Linked DNA regions of Homo sapiens: region 1 is linked to region 2. Evidence: read pairs that join two places in POLR2A ChIA-PET (ENCODE). Cell type or tissue: B cell. All regions are shown on one strand. Each heading gives the region's core, and the rest is flanking DNA. Links, peaks and the distances in the headings are about the cores only.

The links. ChIA-PET counts read pairs that join two places held together with the same protein. Peaks named below come from ENCODE experiments on the same cell type or tissue, not always from the same donor. Only the 100,000 strongest peaks of a DNase experiment are listed, where the experiment ranks them.
Region 1: POLR2A ChIA-PET joins it to region 2 with 6 read pairs; 2 of 35 experiments call an interaction of 5 or more read pairs at or near these places.

The regions. Positions count from the first base shown.
Region 1 is chr4:150,633,974-150,642,385 of GRCh38, forward strand. The region is part of intron 37 of LRBA (LPS responsive beige-like anchor protein); the gene reads right to left. Among named protein-coding and RNA genes, the nearest start is that of MAB21L2, 56 kb to the left of the region's middle. In B cell, for the core only: no CTCF peak of the experiment used is centred there; no DNase peak of the experiment used is centred there.
Region 2 is chr4:150,825,199-150,833,610 of GRCh38, forward strand. It overlaps LRBA (LPS responsive beige-like anchor protein), which reads right to left. Exons shown (of 57, transcript NM_001364905.1): 29 at 6,619-6,778; 30 at 2,982-3,423. Among named protein-coding and RNA genes, the nearest start is that of LRBA, 190 kb to the right of the region's middle. In B cell, for the core only: CTCF peaks have their summits at 3,121 (motif pointing left) and 3,341; a DNase peak (open chromatin) is centred at 3,163; H3K4me3 peaks cover 1,037 bases; H3K27ac peaks cover 2,500 bases.

The sequences.
Region 1 (8,412 bases), core at 2,066-4,565, 190 kb before region 2:
GCGTGGTGGCGGGTGCCTGTAATTCCAGTTACTCGGATGGCTGAGCCAGGAAAATCACCTGAAACCAGGAGGCAGAGGTTGCAGTGAACCAAGATCGCACCATTGCACTCCAGCCTGGGTGACAAGAGCAAAACTCCATCTCTGAATGGAGTTTTCCCGTCTTCATCTAGCTACCTCCTACTAACTCTTCAAATTCCAATTGAATTGTTACTTCAAAGATAACTTACCAGAGCTCTTTAACTAGATATCAATTGAAGGCATTCATCATTCAGTTTTGTCATTCTTCATAGCATTTTCACAACAGTAAATTTGTATCTGTTTTATAATATTAATAGCTGTCTCTCCTTCTGGATAATGAAATCTATGTAAACTGGGAACATGTCCACTTCTGTTTATTATGGGAGCTCTGAGGCATAGCATAGTGACTGGCACATAACAGGTGAATATTCACTGACTATTCAATCAATAAGATAAAAGCCAATTAAATTTTTTTATCTTATTCAATGAACAAGATAAAATTCAAGTAACCATAGGATTTAAGGAAGCAGTATGAATAGGGATGAAGAAGGTAACTATAAATTCAATTCATGACGTCCATTTGAACAGTAATAAGCTATCCCACACAATACTATTGTGAAGGATCTGACACTACCTGTTCATATATTTCTTCTTTGCATTCTTTTTTCAGATTCCAGAATATAGTCTCACCTGTTTTTCTCCCTCATTTTCCTTTCTGAATCTTGGCTTCTGTTCTGCAGTGGACAGGCATTTGCAAACATACCCCTAAAGGTGGAGGAAGCTAACTGACCAAACAAAGAGGCTGATAAATACAGTTTCTCAGAAAGAAACATTTAATAGGGACTTAAAACAGAAGCCGTAGTCTTAAGCAGTCATAAGACTCTAGAGGGTGGATCCCTGCACCACTGCCCCCTAGACCCAGGGCGTATATACCATAGAGAAAGAATGTGTAGGACAATTGAAGTTGACCTCTCAGGGAAAGGCAAGCATGCTATGTGAATCTGCCTAAGCGGGGGATTTATGATCAAGGTTGTTTGGACCTGGGGCAGGATTTATGGTAACAATAGATAAAAGTAGAAATCTTAGAGGCATTTCCAGAACAGAGGTTAATCAGAAGTCAACATGGCAGATTAGCATCCGAGACGGAGTTTCTTTAGCCTCCACAGCTTCTCTACTTTTCCTTTCAAATTCTGCTCCTAGATTCTACCATAAGGCTGTTTTTCTTACAAACCAGGAATATCAGCATGACTCCTGCAACTAAAACCATCACCTATGTGACAATGGTACCAAATCTCAACTCTTTACTCCAGATTTTTCTCATAAGACTGCGTTTTCAAACTGTTTAATAACATTTCCATTTTGCTTACCCAAATATATGTTAATGTGTCCCAATATTAAAAACAGTATCCTATTTCTAACTTGTTCCTTCTTCTATATTTCCATACCACTATCATTATTCTCTCCACCATTTTCCCTCTCTGCCTCTAACACATAACACCCCCAACCATCTCTCTTCTTCCTACCAGGGTTTGTCTTTCATCTCCACAGGTTTTAAGGCTTGTTGTATATGAACTTGTTAAATTCTTATGGAGAGGGCAAACCTTATTTCTTTTTTTATTTTGAAAATGTTTCAAATTTGTAGAAAAGTGGAAAATGGTAACATGATGCCCCATTGACAACAGATACTTTCTATAAACAAGGACTTTGTTCTACATAATAATAATATAACTGAAAGTCAGGAAACTAAAACTGATACATTATTACCTTCCGATTTTAAGCACCACTCAAATTTTACTAATTACCCCAGTAATCCTTATAGCAAGATGACACAGCTGAGAATCATGTCTGGCATTGAGTTATTATGTCTCTTTATTCTCTAACAATCTGGCAGAATAGTTCTATAGTCTTTCCTGAAATTTTAAGACACTGACATTTAGATGATTACAGGTCAATTATTTTGTAGAATGTCCCTCAATTTGGGTTTAACTCATATTTCTTCTACATTTCTTCTACATGATTAGACTCAGACTAGGCACTCTGGGCATATCACAGAGTGATACTATGATCTTCTTAATAGATATAGCCTAAAAGGAAGCACATGGTTTCAGTTTCTCTAATTACTAATGATGTCCATTTTGATCACTTGATGACATGGTACCTACCAAGCTTTTTTTTTTTTTTTTTTTTACGTGAATTACTCTTTCTCCCTTTGTAATTAATGAATATTTTTTGAGGAGGTACTTTGGAACTATGCAAATTTTCTGATCTTCATCAAACTTTCCATTTGTTCATTTATTTATATTAGTATGATCTTCTATTTTATTCAACGGATTATAATTTATTGCTATCTATTAGATAATATTATCTATTTTGACGTTTGACTGTTCACTGATTTGGCCAGTGGGATTCTTTTCAAGCTGATTCTTTTTCCTTCTTACATGTCTCCATCATTCTTTGAGCACTTCTTTACATTCTAGCACAAAAAGGTGCTATGAGCTCATCTTATAGTTTCCCTGCCACAGTCCTGGAAGTAGCCATTGCTCCACAGAGCCCTGGTTTCAATGGAGAAGATCAAGGCTTTAGGTGCATTCATTGCTACCAGGATGTCACTATTCCCAGGCCCCCTCAGTGGACAAAGCTAGGAAATATATCCAGCTGGGCACGATGGCTCATGCCCGTAATCCCAGTACTTTATTGCCCAGCTGGAGTGCAGTGACACAATCACGATTCACTGCAGCCTCAGCCTCCTAGGCTCAAGCGATCCTTCTGCCTCAGCCTCCCAAGTAATTGGCACCACAGACATGCACTACTACACCTGGCTAATTTTTAAATTTTGTATAAAGATGAAGTATTACTTTTGTTGCTCAGGCTGGTCTCAAACTTCTGAATTCAAGCAATCCTCCACCTCTGCCTCCCAAAATGCTGGGATTACAGGCGTGAACTATCACACCTGGCTTAAGTTTATTTTTTGATGCCAATAATATGTCTAGAAGGGACTAGACTAAAACATTAACAGTGGCTTGGAAAGGATGGTGTGATTAAAGGTAATTTTTTGTTCTTCTTTTCATCTTACGTGTATTTATATTTTCTACAGTAAAAATATATTATTCTCATAATTATATAATAAATACCTGTAGGAAGCATATGGATCTCTGACATTAGTAATGAAGTTGAATTATTCCTTCTAAAAAAAAAATCTAAGCTTTCCACATCGTGTTACAGTGGTACATTGGCAAGTATCAGTTTGCCACAAAAAACTGGGGTTTATTTTGGGATTATCTGTTCTGTTCCATTGATCTATACAGCTATCCTATACTAATAGCATGGTGTCTTAATTACTGTATCTTTAAGTTTTGGAATTAGGTAGTGTATATACTGAATTTTGTTGTGCTTTTTCAACATTGTTTCGGCTGTTGTGACAGACAGCTCCAACATAGCCCGTAAATGCTCCCTGCCTCCTAGTGTTCATGGTCTTGACAATCCCTCCTTGAGTAATTTGCTTCTAACCAATGAAATATGGCAACATCAAGGGGATGTCACTCCAAAAATTAGGTTACAAATGACTGTGATGTCCATTTTGCTAGATGACTCCTCTCTCTTGATGGCTTTGATGAAGCAAGTAAGCCACCATACTGGAGAAGTCCCTGTGGCAAAGAACTCAGGGCCTTAGTCCAAGAGCCCTCAAAGGATTAAATTCTGACAACTTCATAAGTGAACTTGAAAGTGGATACTTCCCAGTTGAGCCTTCAGATGAGAACCCAGCCTGCGGACACCTTGACTAAAGCCATATCAGAGATGGTGGGCCAGAGGAAACAGCTAAATAGTGCCTGGATTCTTGACCCATTGCACTATGAAATAATAAGTGCATGACGTGTTAAGCTGTTAAGCTTTAGAGTGATTTGTAACAAAGCAACAGATTACTAATGCAGCTCTTCTGGGACCTTTGTATTTCCATTTATCTTTTGGGTTCCGACTACCAATTTCTATTAAAAAAATTCTGAAACTTACATAGGGGATTATATTGAATCTATAGATCAGTTTGGGGCATACTAGCATCCTACATTATACTGCATAATATTCTATTTGTTTACAATTTCTTTAATTATTTTTTTTTTTTGCAACCTCTGCCTCCTGGGTTCAAGCAATTCTCCTGCCTCAGCCTCCCGAAAAGCTGGGATTACAGGCAAGCACCGCTATGCCTGGCTAATGTTATCTTTAGTAGAGACAGGTTTTCACCATGTTGGCCAGGCTGGTCTTGAACTCCTGACCTCGTGATCCACCCGCCTCAGCCTACCAAAGCGCTGGGATTACAGGCGTAAGCCACCACGCCCGGCCAACTTCTTTAATTATTATCAATTTCTCTTTAATTTCTCTCAGTAAAGCTTTATAGTTTTCAGTGTACCAACATTATACTTCCTGGTATTTTATTCTTTTTGTTGGCTTAAAGATTTCTCACCTATATTTATGAGGGACCTCATTTACTTTTAACAATAAAATGCTATTTTCAAGAACACAAAACTGGGGTTCAGAGAATACTTAAGAACACATAAGGACATGAACAGACACTTCTCAAAAGAAGACATTTATGCAGCCAAAAAACACATGAAAAAATGCTCATCATCACTGGCCATCAGAGAAATGCAAATCAAAACCACAATGAGATACCATCTCACACCAGTTAGAATGGTGATCATTAAAAAGTCAGGAAACAACAGGTGCTGGAGAGGATGTGGAGAAATAGGAACACTTTTACACTGTTGGTGGGACTGTAAACTAGTTCAACCATTGTGGAAGTCAGTGTGGCGATTCCTCAGGGATCTAGAACTAGAAATACCATTTGACCCAGCCATCCCATTACTGGGTATATACCCAAAGGACTATAAATCATGCTGCTATAAAGACACATGCACACGTATGTTTATTGCGGCATTATTCACAATAGCAAAGACTTGGAACCAACCCAAATGTCCAACAATGATAGACTGGATTAAGAAAATGTGGCACATATACACCATGGAATACTATGCAGCCATAAAAAATGATGAGTTCATGTCCTTTGTAGGGACATGGATGAAATTGGAAATCATCATTCTCAGTAAACTATCGCAAGAACAAAAAACCAAACACTGCATATTCTCACTCATAGGTGGGAATTGAACGATGAGATCACACGGACACAGGAAGGGGAATATCACACTCTGGGGACTGTGGTGGGGTAGGGGAAGGGGGGAGGGGGGAGGGATAGCATTGGGAGATAAACCTAATGCTAGATGACGAGTTAGTGGGTGCAGTGCACCAGCATGGCACATGTATACATATGTAACTAACCTGCACAATGTGCACATGTACCCTAAAACTTAAAGTATAATAAAAAAAAAAAAGAAAAAAAAAAACAAAGAAAAAAAAGAACACATAAGCAAAACGTGGGAATAATGAGATCTAAATTAATCTATCTAAAAATAATGCACTTTCTACCCCACCCGTGGTACTCAACAGATTCAGAACTGTTCCCTAGAGTGAATAATAGAAATCTGCAAGGAAAGTTTTGGTTGTCACAAATGACTGAGTGCTACAATGATTTAGTGGGCAGAAGGAGCAAAAAAAAAAAAAAAAAAAATTCTAGACATTCCACAAGAAGAATAGTTCAATAATAATAATGGTCCTAGATCCTACATTACTTTAGAATGTTCTACTGTATATCAGTGAAAGTGACAAACTAGAAGATAATCTGAGCCTATGCCCCAAATATATATATATATATATATATATATATATATATATATATATATATGTGTGTGTGTATATATATATATATGTGTGTGTGTGTGTATATATATATATATATATATATATATATATATATATATATATATATATATATTTAGATGGAGTTTCGCTCTTGCTGCCCAGGCTGGAGTGTAATGGTATGATCTCTGCTCACTGCAACCTCCCCCTCCCGGGTTCAAGCGATTCTTTTGCCTCAGCCTCCCAAGTAGCTGGGATTACAGGTGCCTGCCACCATGCCCAACTAATTTTTTGTATTTTTAGTAGAGATGGGATTTCACTATGTTAGCCAGGCTGGTCTTGAACTCCTGACCTAGGCAATCGACCCGCCTTGGCCTCCCAAAATGCTGGGAATACAGGCATGAGCCACCACGCCCGGCCCCAATTTATTTTTAATTTCAAAAAATGCAATCATTGTGTAAAGTAAGGTAAAAATGAATGTTGTCTGCTTAGTACTACACCAGTATCTATTCACCACTTAGAAAAATCACATTATAGACAATCACACATCCCTTGTAGCAGGACAAATCATACATCATACCTCTATCAGTCTGATTTGTACCTGTCACATTCACAGTGACCTATATATAAATACAAGCATCCAATTATGTCTTTTAGCATAGTTATGTTCGTACTTATGGAACAATGAAATGCATACTACATATATTTTTAAATATTTTATTTCTCTTGTTATGGTATAGAGCACTGTTGATTAATATTATTTATCTAGAAAAGGTCTATTTACTATTCAAAAATAAAACTCATAGATAAGGAATAATTGCAAACTACCTGTGATATAAAGAGCATGTTAAATTTCAGAGGGTGAAGAACTATAGCATTACATTATGCTACCTCCTAAATATATCTCCTGCTCACCATAATTTCTGGCACTGCCATAGTTAATACTCCTTTTATCTCTGGTCTAGTGTCTTTTGACAGCCTCCTATCTAGTCTCCATCACTTGAACTTCCCATCCAATATAATTTACTTATTGTCGAAATGTTACTGCTTTTCCTTTAAAAAAAATTATTATCCAGGATATAAAATAGGATCAAGATACTTAAGTTCCTACTATCCTACAGAAAAATTCCAAATTCTCCACCATGGCATTTAGGATCGCTTATGACCTGCTTTTATCTGTTTCTAGATTTGTCTACAACCACTCTCTATCACATATTATATGTCTAAACCATGCTTTCTGGACTTTCTCAAAATTTTCATATTTTCTCATGGCAATGCCTTGCATCACCTACTCCCTATTCTACCATGACTTCCCATCATCATTCCTGTCCCCATCTTTTGTCCGTCTGGAATTCACATACTGTGTGACATCCTACTCTAGACCCTCCTCAAATCTATGTCCTATTTCACAGAGATCCAAAAGCTTACATTCAGACTTTTTACCATACACATTTCGCAGTAATATAATTAATTATATGCTTAACATTCCCATGAATCCTCAATATCCTCAAAATGTAATAAGAAATTTTTATATTCCCTAACAATTTTTATCATTGGTTTTTCATATTTGTTGATTCAATGAATATTTAACTAATTTTCCACTCTCTTCATATTCTAACTTTCTTTTCTGAAATTCTAGACATTAATTACATATATCTAAATACATAATGGCATCAAATTCTAATTTACTCCACAAAAACACAGGAATCACAACTCTTCTAAATATGTCATGATGGAAATAATGTAGTCAGTCTTGACATTCATTTCTTTATTAAGCAGAATCTCAGCATCTTTCACACAGTTAAAATAGGAGAATAAATTTGCAAATAAGGTTTCATTTGCCTATTTTCTTTTTTTTCTTTGCAGCAAAAAGATTAAAAACATTTTAGCCCTTCAATGTTTAAGTTCAAGTGGAACTATCTAAACATCACATCAATCAATACCTTTATATGTTCTTCTTTATATGCACAAGGGCAAGAATTAGTTTAGGGGTATAGGAGTTGGTTACAGTCATTATGCTCTAATGTGGCAAACATTAGTGTCAATTTAAGTAAACTCTAAAGGGTTATGAGGTCAAAATGCAAGACTGCATAATTTATCAGATCAAGCAAATCACTTTGAAAGTACAGAAATAAGTGAAGCATGAGGCTATTACTGCCTCTCATGAATAAAGGTTAATACCAATGTTTATTTATTACACACTGGATGGTATTTGCTATCTAAACTTTATTTATTAAAATAAGTATTTTGCTACACTGTCATATTTTAAACTACTGAGTCAAATTTAATTTACAGCACTGTCTTATACTAATACAATTAATACAGTATTCTAAGTTTTAAACAAAAAATTGAAATTGCTTTGGACATTTTGATTAGTAAAATATGTTACCTGTAAAATATGAAATCTCACTTTTGCATCAAGACACACCAATGAGCAATTCAAAAGCACAAGAATACATTCATATGTAAATTCTGCATGTATTTCAAAGTTGTGGTTTATTATTTGTTCTTGTTGTTTGGTATTTCTACATAGTATTTTCTTATGCACAAAAAATAGAAAGTTGCGGGAGAATGGTATAACATACTAGGCCATCAAAAAAAGAAAGATAAAGATAAGCTTTTAAAATTAGTTGTTACTCTTTCTTTTAT
Region 2 (8,412 bases), core at 2,126-4,625:
AATTTCAATTATTAAAGCATAACTGTATAAAATTAACATTAATGCATACTGTACTACTGTAATAATTTCATAGCTACTTCCTGCCACAATTGCATTGAGCATTGGTATTGTTAGCATCACTTAAAATGCTGTGTGACACTAGTCATCTCAGAGCACGCAGTTCATCTCTTTTTATGGGGCAGGGGGGGAAGGAGTTTTGCTCTTGTTGCCCAGGCTGGAGTGCAATGCTGCAGTTTTGGCTCACTGCAACCTCCACCTCCCAGGTTCAAGCGATTCTCCTGCCTCTGCCTCCCAAATAGCTGGGATTACAGGCACCCGCCACCACGCGTAGATAATTTTTTTGTATTTTTAGTAGAGGTGGGGTTTCACCATGTTGGCCGGGCTGGTCTTGAACTGCTGATCTCAAATGATCCACCCGCCTCAGCCTCCCAAAGTACTGGGAAGTTTGTCTCTCCAGTAAACTGTGTATCACGGTAAAAGTGCTCTCTCCCAGTTCTCATATATTTTTCATCATGTTTACTGCAATATTATAAACCTTTGATAACATAATGGGACCCATACAAAGTGCCACTAGCAATACTGGACATGCTCCCAAGCAGCAGGGAAAAGTCATGACATTATAAGAAAAAGTTGAATTGCTTGATATGTACTGTAGATTGAGGTCTGTAGCTATGGTTGCCTGCCATTTCCAAAGAAATTAATCCCGCATAAGAACTATTGTAAAGAAAAGGAAGTTGGCAAAGTTGTCACTGCAGTGACACCAGGAGGCAAAAAAACAAACAAACAAAAAAACAAAACAAAAAAAACTTGCACTTTTTGTGAAATATCTTTATCTTGCACTGAAAATGCAGCTTTTATGTGGGTACAGGATTGTTATAAGAAAGGCATACCTATAGACTCTAACATGATTTGAGAAAAACTGAAGTCATTATATGTCAAATTTAAGTAAAAAAGAATCTAAGGCTAGATTTAATGCCAGCAAAGGATGATCAAGATAACAGGAGAAGCAGCTTCTGCCAACCAAGAGGCAACAGATGAGTTCCTAGACATCAAGAAAATCATTTAGAAGAAAGGACCAGCCCAGTCAGGTTTTTAATGCAGACAAACGTAACCTATTTGGGATGGGGGGGAAGCCACAAAGGATATTTATTAGCAAGGAAGAGAAGTGAGCACTAGGATTTATGGCAGGAAGAGATAGGCTAACTCTACTGTTTTGTGCAAATGCAGTTGGGTTTATGATCATGACTGCCCTTATCTATTAATATAAAGCTGCTAACCCCTGAGCCTTGAAAGGAAAACACAAACACCAGCTGCAAGTCTGTTGGTTGTACAAGAAGGCCTGGACAAAAAGAATCCTTTTTCTGGATTGGTTCTATTGATACTTTGTCCCTAAAGTCAGGAAGTACCTTATCAGTAAGAGATTAACTTTTAAAGTTCTTTTACAATTGGACAATGCTCCTGACCACCCAGAGCTTCATGAGTTCAACACTGAGGGTGTTGAAGTGGTCTAACTGCCCTCAAACGCAACTTCTCTAATTCAGCCTCTAGAACAGGAGGTCACAAGGACCTTTATGGTTCATTACACATGGCATTCTTAGGAAACAACTGTCAACACTATGGAAGAGAACCCAACAGAACATCGTGAAAGTCTAGAAGGATTATACCACTGAGGATCACTGTTACAGAAAAAGCTGTGGAAACCATCAAGTTTGAAACAATAAATTCCTCCTAGAGAAGACTGTGTTTCTAGGTGTTGTGCATGACTCCACAGGATTTCTGACAGAACTAATCAAGGAAATCATGAGAGACTATAGATATGACAAAAAGGTGAGGGGTGAAGGGTTTCAAGATATGAATCTCAGAGAAATTCAAGAACTAACAGATACCACAAGAACAGAAGGATCAACAGAGGGAAAACAATTTGACGGAGACAAGAACATCCAAACCACTATTAGATGAGGAAGACATAGAAGAAGCAGTACCAGAAAATGAACTGACATTAGACAATCTGGCAGAAGGGTTCTAATGATTCAAGACTGCTTTTAACTTCTTTTATGACATTCACCCTTCTATGATACAGGCACTGAAACTAAAGCAAATGGTGAAAGAAGGGTTTGTACCACATAGAAACATTTTTAGACAAATAAAAAAGCAAAAAGGTCAGAAAGAAATTCCAGTGCATTTCTGTAAATTTACACCAAGTGTGTCTGCCTCTCCTGCTTCCCCTTTCACTTTCTCCAACTCTGCTACCTCAACTGCCCCTGAGATACTAAAATCAACCTCTTCTCTTCCTCCTCCTCAGCATACTCAACATGAAGACAAGAAAGATGAAGATCTTTATGATGATTCGCTTCACCTGATGAACAGTAATATATTTTTTTCTTCCTTATGATTTCTTTTTTTTTCTTTTTTTTTTTTTAGACAGAGTTTCGCTCTTCTTGCCCAGGCTGGAGTGCAATGGTGCGATCTCAGCTCATTGCAACCACTGCCCCTCCTGGGTTCAAGCGATTCTCCTGCCTCAGCCTCTGGAGTAGCCTGGATTACAGGCACACCCCACCATGCCCAGCTAATTTTTGTATTTTTAGTAGAGACTGGGTTTCACCATGTTGGTCAGGCTGGTCTCGAACTCCTGACCTCAGGTGATCCACACACTTCAACCTCCCAAAATGCTGGGATTACAGATGTGAGCCACTGCACCTGGCCTTCCTTATGATTTTCTTAATAACATGTTCTTTTTTTCTAGCTTACCTTACTGTAAGATTACAGTATATAATACATATAACAATCAAAATATGTGTGAATCAACTGTTTATGTTATCAGTAAAGTTTCTGATCAACATAAGCTATTGGTAGTTAAGTTCTGAGGGAGTGAAAAGTTATATGTGGATTTTCGGCTACACAGGGCGTCATCATCCCTAACCCCCATGTTGTTCAAGGGTCAGATGTAGAAACATACCAAAACGAAAAACTATTATCAGTACCTGTCAAAAGATCTGAACTGCACGGGTTGTTCCACAGATAGATCACCAAGGGCTCCAAGGCAGGCTGGTGGCAGAAGGGCAGGATCCACTGTGACTCCATCTGCTGGTATGTTAACCAAGCTTCGGAGAATGTCTTTCACATTGACGTTTTTTGAAACTGAAACTGACGGTGTAGCCTTAGTGTCCAAGTCATTTCCTCTATCATTTTTGGTTTCCGGAGACTTATTGACTTCTAAAGAAAGAGTAGATAGCACCTCGCTGATTGCATCTGGGCCTGCACTGACACCAGGAGGTGCTGTGTGAGGAGTTACTTCCACATGGCTTCCTAAACCAGTGGCTGTTTCTTCCCCAATGCCTGAGTCCCTCCTTCGAGCAGATGATGTGCTTTCAGATTCTTCCACTGATGCCGTAGTTAAAGTGCTGAATGCTGCTGGTGTGATTTCTATATCATACCCAGAAACACAAGAAATAAACAAACAAAAGTTTAGAACTAATTTTTAAAAGGTATATTCTGTTTTAATAGCTATCTACTGTTTTGAATTATGAAATACATCATGTTCTAAAAAAGCAAAAACTAATTACGTATTCTACAGAATGTACTGAGTGGGTGCACCTATTATCAAGACAGATGGTATAATAAAATAAATAATAAAATACTTGCAAAAATGATCTAAAGTAATGGGTAGCAACACAAGGTTGAAAGTCATTGGCCTGTAAGAAAAAGTCTATAATCTTTTTTGGGGGTGTGTGTGTGTGTGTGTGTGTGTGTGTGTGTGTGTGTGTGTCAGTCTGTTGCCCAGGCTGAAGTGCAGTGGTGTGACCTAGGCTCACTGCAGCCTTGACCTCCTGGGCTCAGGCGATCCTCCCACCTAAGCCTCTCAAGTAGCTGAGACTACAGGTATGTGCTACCACGTCTGGCTAATTTTTCTATTTTTTTGTAGAGATGAGGTTTCACCATGTTGCCCAGGCTGGTCTCAAACTCCTGAGCTCAAGCAATCTACCTGCCTCGGCCTCCCAAAGTGCTAGGATTATAGGCATGCACCACCATGCCTGGCCCAAGTCCGCAATCTTTAGGATAAAATAAAAAGCTCTACCTCAAACATGGTTACTGCAGCTGGAAAACTTGTTACCCCTTCTACGTGCATAAATAATTCAATGATCCTTAAAATCCAGTTCAACAAGGAACACCTCCTTTTCTCTCTTTTAATTCTCACTCCCTTTAATCAGGGTTTCAACCCATTCTAGCAAAAATAGTCTTATCAAGGTCACCAAAAAATCTGCATCTTGCTAACTCCAATGGTCAGTGTTCAGTCCTAATAGGACTTCACATAACAGCAACAGCTGATTATTCCCTCCAACTAGACAATGCTTCCTTTCCTCGGCTTTCAGGACACCATTCTCTTTTTGTTTTCCTTGTACTACTTCACTGACTGTTCCTTCTTAACATCCTTCACCTCTTTTTCTCCCTGATTTCTTAAGTTGGAGGGACACAAGGTTCAGTCCTTGTTCCTCTTATGTTCTCTGTCTGCATTTAGTCCCTTCGTGGTATCATTCATTCTCCAAGTTTTAAATACCACTATATTTCCCCACCAAAAAACTCAAACTATTAAATATAACTGCTACCCTACAACTTATCTTACATGTCTAAAAAAACCTCTCAAACTCAACATGCTGAAAACTGAATTTCTTCTCTTTTTATCTTTCCCTGAAAATCTCTTTCACCTTTAATCTACTCCACTGTACCTTGTAATCATTTTTGACTACCTTTTTCATTCACAAAATGCACACCTAATGTTTTAAAATTCTGTTTTTTCTACCACTAAAACATATTCAGAATCTGACTGCCTCTCACCATCTCTAGTTACCAACCTAATCCAACCCACCATAACCTCTTGCCTGGATTACTGATTACTGCAATATCCTCCTTCCTAACTGTTGTGGAAGAGGGTTGTTTTAATAATCCTACTGCCCCATGTCTCCTGGTATGCATCCCTTGACAAGCCCTTGAATCTGGACTAGGCTTGACTGACAATAACCCACAGGATCTGGCAAAAGCAGCAGTGGGCCAGTATTTGGCCCACGTTTTAAGGTCTGGCAGCTCTTGCATTCCCAGAATCTCTGAACATCTCTGTAAGAAGTGTGGCTTATTTCTGATCTACCTTGCTGGAAAGAACATGTAGAGAGACGATATGGAGACAGAGATGCTCTCCAAACTAATGAAGGAAACCAGGAACTCAGTTGAGAACAAGTATCAAGGCTGCAGACACACAACCCCAGCTCAGCTGTTTTAGTCAGTCAGTCTCAGCTCTTGGAGCCATCCCACCTGAGGCACTATATATACTATTAGAAAAGTCATCTTAGATTTTCCAGACCCAGCAAACATCATCTGAAACAGGGATAAACCATGCCCACCGTGCCCTATCCAAATCTAACTCAAGAAATCATGAAGGAAAGATTAAAATGGTTATGGTCTTAGGACACTAAGTGCAGGGTAAGGTATTAAACAGCAGTACCCAGCCAAAAACACTGATTATCCTTGCCCTCTACGCTATATCCTCTACACAGAATACAGAGTTACTTTTTTTTTTTTTTTTTTTTTTGGAAACGGAGTCTCACTCTGTCACCCAGGCTGGAGTTGTTGTGGTGGGATCTCTGCTCACTGCAACCTCTGCCTCCCAAGTTCAAGCGATTCTCCTGCCTCAGCTTCCTAAGTAGCTGGGATTACAGGCACCCACCACCATGCCTGGCTAATTTTTTGTATTTTTAGTAGAGATAGGGTTTTACCATGTTGGCCAGGATGGTCTCCAACTCCTGACCTCAAGTGATCCAGCTGCCTCGGCTTCCCAAAGTGCTGGGATTACTGGCGTGAACTACCAAGCCCAGCCCAGAGGTACTTTTTAAAACATAAATTGTAACTCCTGTACTCAAGACCCTCCAATGAGTTCTCATTTCCCTCAAAGAGAAATCCATACCCAATTACTCCTGGTCATTCCTGATATTTTTACCATCTTTATTACTTTCTTTTTTTTTTTTTTTAGCACTTTCACCACCTTCTAAAATACTACACAATCTACTTATAGCATGTAGATATTTTCTATCTCCTCCCATTAGAATATAAGCTCCATAAGGAAACAGATTTTTTGTTTTGTTTTAGTCATGAATATATACCCAAGTATCCAGTAGATATTGAATGAATATCGAGTGAATAATAAATTGCCTCCTTTGGGTGGTAGCTACTTCTATAATTGCAACAGCTACTTAACTAACTATACTTTTATAACTGGAAGCTACTTTTAATACTCCAATTATTGCAGTTACTTGTTAACAAGTCTGTCTCTTAGAATATGAGTTAGTGATTCTTCACAGCAAATGAAGTCAATAAAATTTTTCAACTCTTTTTGTATAACATTTTCTGACTTACATTTAATTAGTTCATTTAAAGAACAAAAAATATCCCAATTGCAATTAATTACATTATATTTAAGCCACAACTTTTAGTTAATAATAAAAATATATGTATGCTCTCCCTTAATTTGCACAGAAATGGATTTAAATTCCAATATCAATATTTTAACCATCAAAAGTAAGTAACATTTATTTGAACTTTGGTACAAAGGAATAGAAAATGCAAACTTACCAGAGAGTGATACATTCTCATTTTCACTGCCAGTTTCTGTACATGACTGGCTATGCCTTTCATTTTGGGGTTCCAAAATGTCTCTGTACTTGGAGACCATAAGAACAGAGATAAAGTATACTACTGCCAAGGCTAAAAATTGAGCTTGTTTGCTATCCTCCTGGGAAAAAAAATTAAAGGAGTTGATTATGTAACCATAAAATAACATCATTATATTTTACATCACAATGTTTAAATACAAAACATGTTCACAAATCTTTCAATATACACAGAAAATACATTACCTACGTAAATAATAAATTTATTAATAAACTTACTTGAGCAAACATTAGGCAAAGACTCTTAGAAAAATGTCTTTAAATGAGAAGCTTTATACTTGCAAAACATGGAAAGAGAGAAGTTAGCTCATTTTTTTAAATTATTCAATCTAAAGACGTATGTCCTAATATACATTATAATGTTAATCAAACAAACAGTAATTATAATTATATGAAAACAGGTCAGATGCAGTGGCTCACACCTGTAATCCCAGTACTTTGGGGGCCAAACCAGGCGGATCACTTGAGGTCAGGAATTTGAGACCAGCCTGGCCAACATAGTGAAACCCCATCTCTACTAAAAATACAAAAATTAGCCAGGTGTGGTGGCACATGCCTGTAATCCCAGCTACTCAGGAGCCTGAGGTGGGAGAATGGCTTGAACCCAGGAGGCAGAGGTTGCAGTGAGCTGAGATCGCATCACTGCACTCAAGCCTGGGCGACAGAGTGAGTGAGACTCTATCTCAATCAAGCAATCAATCAATAAATAAATAAACAATGATATGAGGATAACTGGTTATTTTTATCTGTAATCATAAAAACTAAAATACATAAAATATCACAATAAAAGTGCCAAAAAATAAACATGCAGAAGAAAAAAACTGAAGCTATTAGATACAGAATAGGATGCCAAAGGAATTCCTTCTTTTTTTTGAGACAGGGCCCCACTCCATTGCTCAGGCTGGAGTACAATGACACAATCATAGCTCACTGTACCCTTGAACTCCCATGCTCAAGAGATCTTCCTGCCTCAGCCTCACAAGTAGCTAGGACTACAAGAATACACCACCACATCCAGCTAATTTTTGTTTTTTAATTTCTTGAAGAGACAGGGTCTTGTTATGTAGCTCAGGCTGGTCTCGAACTCTTGGCCTCGAGCAATCCTCCTGCCTTAGCCTCCCAAAGCACTGGGATTATAGGTGTGAGCTCCCACACCTGACCACAAAGGAATTCTTGAGAGTATTTAAAATAGTACAAACAATTATATATCAAGATTTAAAAAAAAAGGATCTATGAGAAAGAAGACAAACTAGACTGACCTCTTGAAGGGCCTAGGCTCCATTCTAGCTCTACAGGTCACCTATATATCACTGACCTCTTTATCTTGTCAAATTCCCCATCTTCAAGGAGAACCTACACACACCACTATTCTACTAACTTTCCCAAATATGTTTGAACTTGTTAATTTAAAGAAAAAACTCAAATTTATCTATCAAATTCTGAAAACCAAAGGCTCAAGCAGAAGGTAAATTTAAAATAAGAACATGAAGAACACTGTTCCCTATCAGATAAATCCAGGCATACCATGGAGATACCACAGGTTTAGTTCCGGACCACTGCAATAAAGTGGCTATCACAATAAAGTGAGTCACACAAATATTTTAGTTTCCGAGTGTATATAAAAGTTACGTTTACACTATACTGTAATCTATTAATTGTACAACAGCATTGTATCTAAAAAAAACGCACATAATTT